Regions from separate parts of the Homo sapiens genome. Here region 1 is linked to region 2. Evidence: chromatin contacts called from ENCODE Hi-C data. All regions are on one chromosome and are shown on one strand. The core of a region is the stretch at or near the end of the contact, and the rest is flanking DNA. Distances in the headings are between cores, read along the strand shown.

Region 1 (4,853 bases), core at 743-3,242, 1.0 Mb after region 2:
CCGGAAAGCACTGGTGACAGTCGCAGGAATAAACTAGGTCAATTTGTGTCTCATTGTCCATTGACCTATTGCCTTAGACTTGGTTAGATCTCAGTGTGATTCCAGCTGGCCTCTCAGCTTCTCTTCTTTTCATCCTCACATCTATCCTCCAATGGGATTCATGTAGCTAAACTTGCAGCTTTTCAAAAACTTTTGCTCTAAATACCTCTAATAATGGATAAGTGCCTCTGGAAACTCTGGGGAAGGTAGAGTTTAAAGCAGTCTGTGATAAGCATAAGATTTCTTTGAAGGCTCATGTTTTCTTAAGATTTCATGCAAATTTTACAATGTATTTCCTTTTTTTAAATTTTAAATCAATGTTTTATCTAGGAATGATTTTAGATTTACATAAAAATTGAGGGATAGTAAAGTGAATAACATATTCTCTTCACCTAGTTTCCCCTAATGTTAACATCTAATGTAACCACAGTACATTTGTCAAAACGAAAAGATTAACATTCGTATATTGCTAAGAACTCCAAACTTATTTGGATTTCACCAGTTTTTTTTTTTCACTAATATAGATTTTTTTGTTGTTGTTGTTCCAGAATCCCATCCAGGGTATGACATTGAACTTACTCATCACGTCTCTATAGTGTCTTCTGGTATGTAATACTTTCTCAGTCTTTCTTTATTTCCATAACCTTGATTAACTGTTTTGAAGATTACTGGTCAGCATTTTGTAGAATGGCTGTCAGTTTGACTTTGATGTTTTTCTTATGATTATGTTAGGGGTATGGGGTTTGAAGAAGCATACCATGGGAGCGAAGTGCTCTTCTCATCATATCAGGGGGTACATAATAGCAACATGGTTTATCTTTGATCATATTAATCTGGATCACTTGGTTAAGATAGTGCCTGCGAGGTTTCTTTTTTTGAGATGGAGTCTTGCTCTATCGCCCAGGCTGGACTGCAGTGGCGCGATCGTGGCTAACTGCAAGCTCCGCCTCCCGGGTTCACGCCTTTCTCTTGCCTCAGCCTCCCGAGTAGCTGGGACTACAGGGGCCCGCCACCATGCCCGGCTAATTTTTTGTATTTTTAGTAGAGACGGGGTTTCACCGTGTTGACCAGGATGATCTCAATCTCCTGACCTCGTGATCCGCCCACGTAGGCCTCCTAAAGTGCTGGGATTACAGGCGTGAGCCACCGCGCCCGGCTGAGGTTTCTGTACTATACAGTTATTACTTTTCCCTTCGTCTACTCTGTTCTTTGGAAGGGATTCTCTAAAACTTGCTCAGACTCAAGGAACGGGTGTGGTGATTAAACTCCACCTCCTGGAGTGGGGAGTTACATATATTATTTGAACTTTTTCTGCAAGAAAGATTTATCTCTTTTCCCATTCATTTATTTATATTGGTTTGGATTACTATTGTCTTAATATAAAATAAATCTTTTTATCCCCAAATGTACAAGTGGAATGACTTTCCAGAAACATGTGAGTCCTGAGGATACTCATACTTTCTAGCCCGCCGTTTGCGAAGCACAGACAAAACCCAAAGCCTCACTGGGTTACTTCCTTGCTTCCATTGAGTCATCCTCCTCAATAATACTTGTGAATGAACGAATAAATGCATAACACGCACAGGTGAGCGATGAGAAATACCAGCGTTGTCTGACGGTAAGGATATTTGTGTTCAACACCAGTGTCTGACCAAATAGCTACTCATATTTCTTCTGAAATTCTTTAGGGCACACTAAACATCTTCCATGTTGTCTAAGTGCTGGAAGGGAAATTGATTCAGCCACTTTTTGAAGGTGACTCTAAATTATTCTCTCAAAATACTCAACAGCCTTTACAATGTAGTTAAAAAAAAAAAGCGGGTGGAGGGGAGAAATGCCTGTCTAAAGTAGGAAGCCCCAAGAGAAAGCCCTGGGGCGTCCAGAGGCTTGGTTTCACCTGGCAGCCGTCTGGGACCAATTGCGGAGTTGAAGTAGCTCCTACGCTTTCTCATTGGTCCTCACCCAGGGGGAAGGCGTGGCTTCAAGTGTAAAAGGCGAGGAAGCCTGGCGGGGCTGTGGGTTGTTCCGCTGGTGGATGGTTTGGGGTTGGTCGGGCGGGGTTTCTTCCAAAGCTTTGTAGGCCTGCGAGGTACTAAGAAGTTCTCTGGTGGCTGGAGGGGTGGGTGGAAAGGACCAAGCTCTTGGTAATTCTCAAGGGGGAACTTTGGTTAGCTTGCTTTAGAAGTGAAAGATGAACGAAGAAAAAAGCGAGGGCACTTAAGCGGACTAAGGAACTCGAAAGAAGGGGAACTAGGCGTTGTGTGTGGGCAGAAAATACCTCCTAGGAGGTCACAGCAACTCCCTGAAGTCGTTTTTAGCAGGCTTGCCTCTTCCAGTTACTGTGCTTTCTTAGAGTTTGTTCTTTTAGAAGCTTAAGATACAATCTTGAATTGAGGTTTCTTCTCTCATGCTCAAGCCTTACTTGCTGAGAAGGCTCCTGTCTCTTGACTTCTGTTTAATCTCTACCATAGACTTTAGCAAAGCCACTCTTATAGCTAACTTACTGAAGTTACGTAAACTCCAAGAGAAATACACGGGTTTAGAGGTTCTACGTTTAAAGCAAGCGCAGCAATCTTTAGAACTTCCTTTTAGCTATTTGGAATCCCAAAGTCTCTATTAAACACCTGTCTGGAGTAATGGTGGAAAGTGACTAAAAAGCTAGCTTCTCATCTCTTCAGAGACTAAAAATTAGATCCACTTCGATGAAAACCATAAGAAAATGTAGATCAACTTTGAATTAGTTTTTTTTTGAGGGTAGGAAACGTCCCTTTGTGACCTATTAGTAAAAAAAACTAAAATGAACTTCAAGCATGTGGCTTTTAAGACTCCTTACTAGGAAGTTAGGATCTTAATCATATTCAGCAGAAAGCAGCTGTCTGCCTCGAAGACACGCAACCTGTGGGCTGCAACTGACCTTCCACCTGGTTGTGGAGGTGGGAGACTCGTTGACTGGCAAGCCTCAGGTAATGTCAGACTGACACACCTGAAAGCACTTCTGATAGCAGTTAGAAACTTAGTAGTTGAAACAGGAAATTTCATCTAGTTGAACAGATCGTTAGCATTGAGAATGGACACTTCCTTTAGGCTTACTAGGAAAGGCAAACCATCTGTCATGGAAAAGATAAAGTGGCATCTTAGTGACAGACTCAAAAGTACACAGCATGATGGATATGTTCATTATCTTGACTGACAATTTCACAGGTGCGATGGTAGCAAGTTACATAGCTTAAATATCGTAATTCTTGCGTGCCAGCTACAGAAAAGTGCTTTTTAAAACCATGTCCAGTCATGTAGGTCCACCTGCCTTAACCTGAACAAGGGTGAATAAATACATGGGTAGGGACATGAAGCACTCTCCCCTCATCCCCATCAGCATGGAGTTACTTTCTTCACACTGTCCTTACAAAGCAGGGTTCAAGGAGAAGAGCAGAGTTCTTTCCTTCATGTAGATAATCTGATCAAGGGATGTGTCTCCCAGGCTGACAATCCACTTGACAAAGAGTCACTTGACAGGTCTGGGATCTCGAAGCCCAAGGCTTTCCAACACTGTTAGTTAAGTGCTGTAATTAGAGCTGGGGTGCTGGGGCAGGGAAGGCTCCTGCAGGATGGTCAAGGATGGGAATAGGTGGCCTTGTTTTTCCACAGTTGCTTAACATTAAAAACTAGTCTTCTGATTAGTCATCCTGTAGCATTCTCACCTGTACTTGTGTCCTTTTACTGATAGCAAAACTTTCTCTGCTTTTATAGACTCCAGAAGCTAATACAGCAGTGACTTAGTCCTGCCAAATAAGAATTTGGTCAAATTTAAGTGCATGGTACGGATGCCTTATCTCCCTAATCCTTTTCCCGTTTTTGTAAACTTCAACCACTATAAAAGCCGAGGGAAACAAAAACTAACTTTACATAAACAACTTTACTTCAAAACTAATACTCTGGGCTGGGTGAGGTGGCTCACGCTTGTAATCCCAGCACTTTGGGAGGCTGAGGCGGGTGGATTGCCTGAGGTCAGGAGTTCAAGACCAGCCTGGCCAACATGGCGAAAACCCTATCTCTACTAAAAATACAAAAATTAGCTGGGCGTGGTGGCAGGTGCCTGTAATCCCAGTTACTCTGGAGGCTGAGGCAGGAGAATCATCTCTTGAACCTGGGAGACAGAGGTTGCAATGGGCCGAGATTGCACCATTGCACTCCAGCCTGGGTGACAAGAGCAAAACTCCGTCTCAAAGAAAAAAACCAAAAATCCAAACTAATACTGATAGATCACTGGGTCTTCAGGACTTTTCACCTAGGCTAACAGTAAAGACACTGGAAAGTTCATCTTTCCCACCTCAGGCAGAGCAAAATATCTACTACCGACCCAATTAACTATAGTTTCAACTGCAGGTGAGTCCTATGGAACTGATGTCTATATGTAGGTGTTATTGCATAGGCTTCTGGGGCATGCCACATAGTTCTAGAAAAACTCACATGGCTTAGGAGACAAGTTTAAAGTTATGGCTGGAGAGCAAGGTAGAAGGGGCTGAAACATCTCAAATATCAACTTCCTTTTAGAACAAGATGTGGAGTAGTGCAGGATTTGTCAATGGCACTCCCGCCATTCCTAAGGCTGCTTATGTACTTCTGAGCTTTGGCCTGATGCGTGTTTGTCTGTCTTGCAACTGGCCTCACTCCAATCTGAACTCCTGATGTCTCTTAAAGCTTGCCTGAGAACCCAGCTTTTTAGTAGCTCAAATCCTTACTATCCCTTAGGATAGCATTACTTTGAAAATCCTCAGTTGTGCCAAGACCATTTCGGATTCAACCTATTTTTGGGG
Region 2 (5,050 bases), core at 2,492-4,991:
TTACAAGAAATGAACTAAGCATTTAAAATAGAAATATCACAATGTAATATATACCCTTCAATTAAAGGGGTGGTTAACAGTTACAGCTGAGAAAACACATTAAGCCTATTGCCATAATTCTAAAATGACTATGTATGTACTTTTAGAGGAGGTGTTGCAAATTCATATGCCTAGAAGATTTAGACTGATAACAGTAAAGAGTAAAGTAGACTATGTGTTTACTGATAGGTGGAACTGTTTAAAATGAATAGTTTTTTAGATCAGCAGTTCCTAAATTCCAGCAGATACAAGAAAGGTAGTTTAGCAGTGTCACATATTCCCATTTTTTACCCCAAGAGAAACAGGAAATCTGGATTTTCTATGTAAAATTTATTGGTTTTTGGCTGGGCGCGGTGGCTCATGCCTGTAATCCCAGCACTTTGGGAGGCCGAGGGGGGTGGATCACAAGGTCAGGAGATCGAGACCATCCTGGCTAACACGGTGAAACCCCGTGTCTACTAAAAATACAAAAAATTAGCCGGGCGTGGCGGCGGGCGCCTGTAGTCCCAGCTACTCAGGAGGCTGAGGCAGGAGAATGGCGTGGACCCGGGAGGTGGAGCTTGCAGTGAGCCAAGATCTTGCCACTGTACTCCAGCCCGGGCGACAGGGTGAGACTCCGTCTCAAAAAAAAAAAAAAAAAAAAAATTTATTGGTTTTTAAACCCTAATTCAACTACTTTTTTTTGCAAGGAATTCAAATGTTTTGAAAACAGCATGCCAAACATATCACATTGGCAGACTTGTTGCCAGTTAGCAACCTTGGTTTTGGTGAATTAATTTATGTCTAAATTAACTTATATTTCTACTTAGTCTCTGTCAAGACTAAGTAACTTTTCAAAGGAAGCATACCAATATACTTACCTCCAAACAACAAGAATGTGTTTCTTGAAGGAAGAGATTTGACAGATAAATGGAATGCTAGCCAATCTAAAATTGTTTTGTTATTTTTGTAACTTATTGTCAGTCTTCAGCTGATTACCAATGTGGTATCAAAAAGCCTTTCAAGACAAATGTTTGAACCATTAGTGTCGAATTATATTGCAGATTTTTTGGAATCTTCCTTTAATCTCATTTATTTCTGGTATACAACACAGATTCATCAATATTGCAATATAGAAAATACAAGAAGAAAAACATGCAACCATTTTATATTAATCACCTCATTCTGATTTGGAAAACTACTCAAGAGTAAGCTGCATGTTGCATGCAGGCACAACTAAATATTCTATTTACTTGTAGGTTCTACTGCAGTACTGCAAACTATAAACATTTTCATAAAAGTCACCCACAGTACTAAGCACTGTTGTAATTTCTTTTCATTATTCTTCACTTCCATAGAATAACTATGATATAATCTGAATTGGCTACGCAATAGAAACACTAGTCAGTTTCTCATCATGCTCCACAACATCAAAAATGTTTTAGTAATAGCAGATCTGCAAGTATACAAAATAAAAAGTAAACAAGAAAGTCTATCAGCCCTTTGCTGAAGGTTAACACATATAAAAGTAGTTAAAACATATTACATTATCATAACTCAAAACTTAACAGTGATAACTCCAAATGAACATGAAATCAAGCAAATACCAACAAGTTTATTTATTGTTGTTGAATTATGAGCTGGGTGGCTTTATTCAGAAACACAAATTTCAAAGTAAGATTTCTGTTTTACCCAGTGCCAATTTTAAGCAAACAAGGAAAAGTAAACACATCAAAGGACAGTGATATGTGATTACTTCGAATACATCTTAATTAAAATGCATCATCTTGTCTTTGAAGTTTTCAAATATTCTTCGAACTGTTTTCAACTCAGATGCTAGGGTGATAATCACATTGCAGTAACCAGTGAATGAACAAAATAACAAACTTCCCAATTAACTTTTAGGGAGTAAATAATGTTTATCAAATGCATATAATTGGCATGGGCACAAGAGGCATAACGTAAGAGACTATGGACGATAAATTCATATACGAGCAGCTGAAGAACAAGTTTTTTTCTACAGTGTCACTATGTAAAGTACCCATAAACCTATTTTAAATGTATATATCATTATTGTTTTGCAAAATTTCTAATGAGCTGCAAACAACCCACGTGCATATGAAAATCTTCATAATTATCTTTTTGAATGCAAAGACGTCTAGCTTACCTTTTAGAATTCGATGCTATATCACATAAAACTAAACTGCTCTCTTTGAGCATTTCCCAAAATTCCAGCAAAGAACTGGGGATTCTTTCTATAATTACAAATCTTATAGAAATTACACATCTTATAGTATCCTAATCTGCTGAGTTGACCAAAGAAATACATTATTATCATTATAACACAAGTTAAAAAACAAAACAGGTTACTGCTGTTCGTATAAGACTTGTTTCTCTTTGGAAACACAAGGACAATAAAATGAAATCTCAATGAAAGATGCAGAAAAAATGAAAAATGACTGCAGGAGTCCAAGAATCCCAGGATGGGCTTGACTGGTGGTGAGTTTATACTTTGGAAGTCCTACCTAATAATTTTAAAGATCTATTCAAAATTATAATCCAAATGCTTATCATTTGGAAGATAAGTGCACATTTAATAAAGGAACACTGTAACTTGCAAAACTTTCCTAAACCACATCTTTTAAGGCAGTAAAAACTTGATACAGATGTTTTTGATTCGAGATAAGGAAATAAATTTCCTTTCCCTATTAGACAAGTAACTGTTCTTTCCCAAACTCCAGGAACCACAATATTCTTGGACTCCAGCTCCCAACACTGGTTACACATACAACCCGCAGTATCTACCTGCACTTGCCAGACTGTTACCAAAATTGAACGGAGTCGCCGAGGTAGTAGAAACACCGAAATTCCCAATATTAAAGTTCACTGCAGGATTAGCAGTTAATCCGAAACCCCCAAAATTAAACCCACTGGCGGTGGAGTTGGCAGTCTCAAGCCCACCAAATCCTGATAGGCGTGTAGGCAAAGAAACAAAATTTTAAAAAGGGGGAGAGGGAAAAAGAAAAGAAAGCAAGATAAGGATTAGAAGAATCAGCAGGAGGTTTCACAGAAGTGAACAAACCTGGTTTTGCTCCAAACAGTTTAAGAAAGCAGAGTGGGGGTGGGGTGGGGCAGATGGAAGAAGCATGACGGATAAACCCCACAGCGAGGACCACAGGGGGCCGGGGGTGGAACTAAGGGAGTCAATGGGCAGTGCCGGTGGATCCCCAGCCCTATCCTCGCCGAGTCCGGCAGCGGGAACCACGCAAGCGTTCCCGCCCATCCAGGAGGCTGAGGTGCAGAGGGGAGGGAGGTTCTCGGGCAAGGGGAGAGGGAAGCAACCTCCAATTTCTCTGAGTAGGACTCCCCGGCAGCGGGAAGCGAACCGCTCAAGCCAGGGCCCTGTGGAAACTCACGCGCGGCAAGCGAGCTTCTAGTGGGACCCCGAGTACCCCCGTGGCCTCCTCGGGTGCCGCCTCGGCCCACTCTGCCGCCGCCCGCCCTTTTCCAATGCCTCTAAAGTCTCCGCGTCGGCGGGAGATTCCAGGATCCCCAGGTCGGAGAGTCTCGGACAGAGGGGGCGGACCAGACCCTTCCCCTTCTTCCCGGGTGAAGGTCTAGGGGGATCACTCACCCGCGGGGGCCGCGGTGGCTGCAGCGGTACCGGAGGTGCCCGAGGGAGCCCCAAAATTGAAGGCCATGTCGCGAAAGCAGGAGACCAAGTAGGTTACTCCTGCGACGCGCAGCGCGCTCCCCTTCTCAGTCCGGCCGGGAAACCGCCAGTCAGATCACCGAGTTCCGCCTCCTTTCTGACCTAGCCTAAGAGGCCGGAAGGCGCCAAGGGCGTAGGAGGTGGGTGGTTGTGAGGGAACGCCCCCAGCCAGCTCACTTCCGGTGGGCTTCACATGCTGTGGGGTGTCACTGTTAAGGTAAAATGCTGGGACGCTCGCGAGGGTGTGCCGCCTGAGAGTCCTTTAAAAACTGCCGTAGGGAGGTTCTTTGGGAAAGGTGTGCAGAGGCTGAAGTTGTTACTGTAGGGATACGCGGTAGACAGCTAGAATTTGTATGTGGTAGGGTTGAAGTTGCTGCCTCATCAACTAGCGGGCCTGGGAGGTCGGGCAGCAGGGCTGGGGTTGAGAACCCCCCCAACACCCACGAGGAGGTGGTATTTGAACCCAGTGCTGAAGGATGAGTAGACGGAGCAGAAGCAGTAAAGAGGATGCACGTTGGAAGAAATGAAAGCGAATGGAATTGTAGCAAACACGTTGCGTTTACTATGTGCCAGGCACTCTTCTAGACATTTTACATAATTTAATCAGCTATCTTATGAGGTGGGTTGCTGCTATCTCCAATTTATAAAAGAGGAAACAGGTACCAAAGGGTCAGGCTGTTTACAGAGTAAATACTCCTAACCACAGCTCTAAGGGGAGCACTGAAAAAGAGGGGAAGAGTGGGCCCCCTCTGTTGTACTTGTAATATAATTTAATCCTCAGAATAAATAAATAGAGAAGATTCTGTAACTGTATTTTGCAGGTGAGATGAGAGAATTGAGGTTTGGAGTTGTTAAGCAGCTTGCCCAAAGTCACCTTGCAGGTAGGTTCTGGAGTCTGGTTTTGGACTCATGTTTCTCCACTCCAGAGTCCCAATTTGTAAAAATTACCATTATATTATATTGCCTTGTAAATTATGGTAAGGATTTCAGACTATTTCTTGAGGGTAATGGGAAACCTTTAAGGGGTTTTAGGCAGAGGACTAGTATGACTAGAATTTTGTTTTTAGAAGATCCCTCTGGCTGCCATAAGGAGAATGGATTGGAAGGAGCCAGAATGCCTGAGGAAGATAGAGCTTTTAGGAGTCTGTTGTAGTTGCACAGGTAGGAGATGATAATGACTTGGATTACATCTGGCAGTGGAATTAGGAGAATAAATTTGAGAGATACTTAAGAAATAGCATATATGAGACTCGTAGTATTTGGACGTGGGAAGTAAGGATTCAAGGACAACCTCCTGCTTTCTGGCTTGGGCAAGTTGGT

What was found. A loop is a pair of places that touch in the nucleus more often than their neighbours do. Pooled maps may share reads with other maps.
Region 1: a pooled map shows a loop between it and region 2 (4-fold over the local background). The contact joins the enhancer-like site here to the promoter of NUP54 in region 2. A Hi-C loop is called at or near these places in 5 of 50 pooled maps.

The regions. Positions count from the first base shown.
Region 1 is chr4:77,191,624-77,196,476 of GRCh38, forward strand. LOC107986292 (a long non-coding RNA gene) reads left to right here. Exons shown (of 4, transcript XR_001741742.1): 4 at 588-950. Among named protein-coding and RNA genes, the nearest start is that of CCNG2, 37 kb to the left of the region's middle. RefSeq lists an enhancer at 2,232-2,281. Within about 2 kb of position 1,993, at least 7 of the 41 ENCODE cell types and tissues checked have a DNase peak (open chromatin) inside an H3K27ac peak, as active enhancers do.
Region 2 is chr4:76,144,656-76,149,705 of GRCh38, forward strand. NUP54 (nucleoporin 54) reads right to left here and starts at 3,742. Exons shown (of 12, transcript NM_017426.4): 1 at 3,653-3,742. The coding sequence starts at 3,719. It overlaps LOC124900718 (a long non-coding RNA gene), which reads left to right and starts at 3,894. Exons shown (of 2, transcript XR_007058144.1): 1 at 3,894-3,947; 2 at 4,552-5,050. RefSeq lists an enhancer at 3,692-3,851.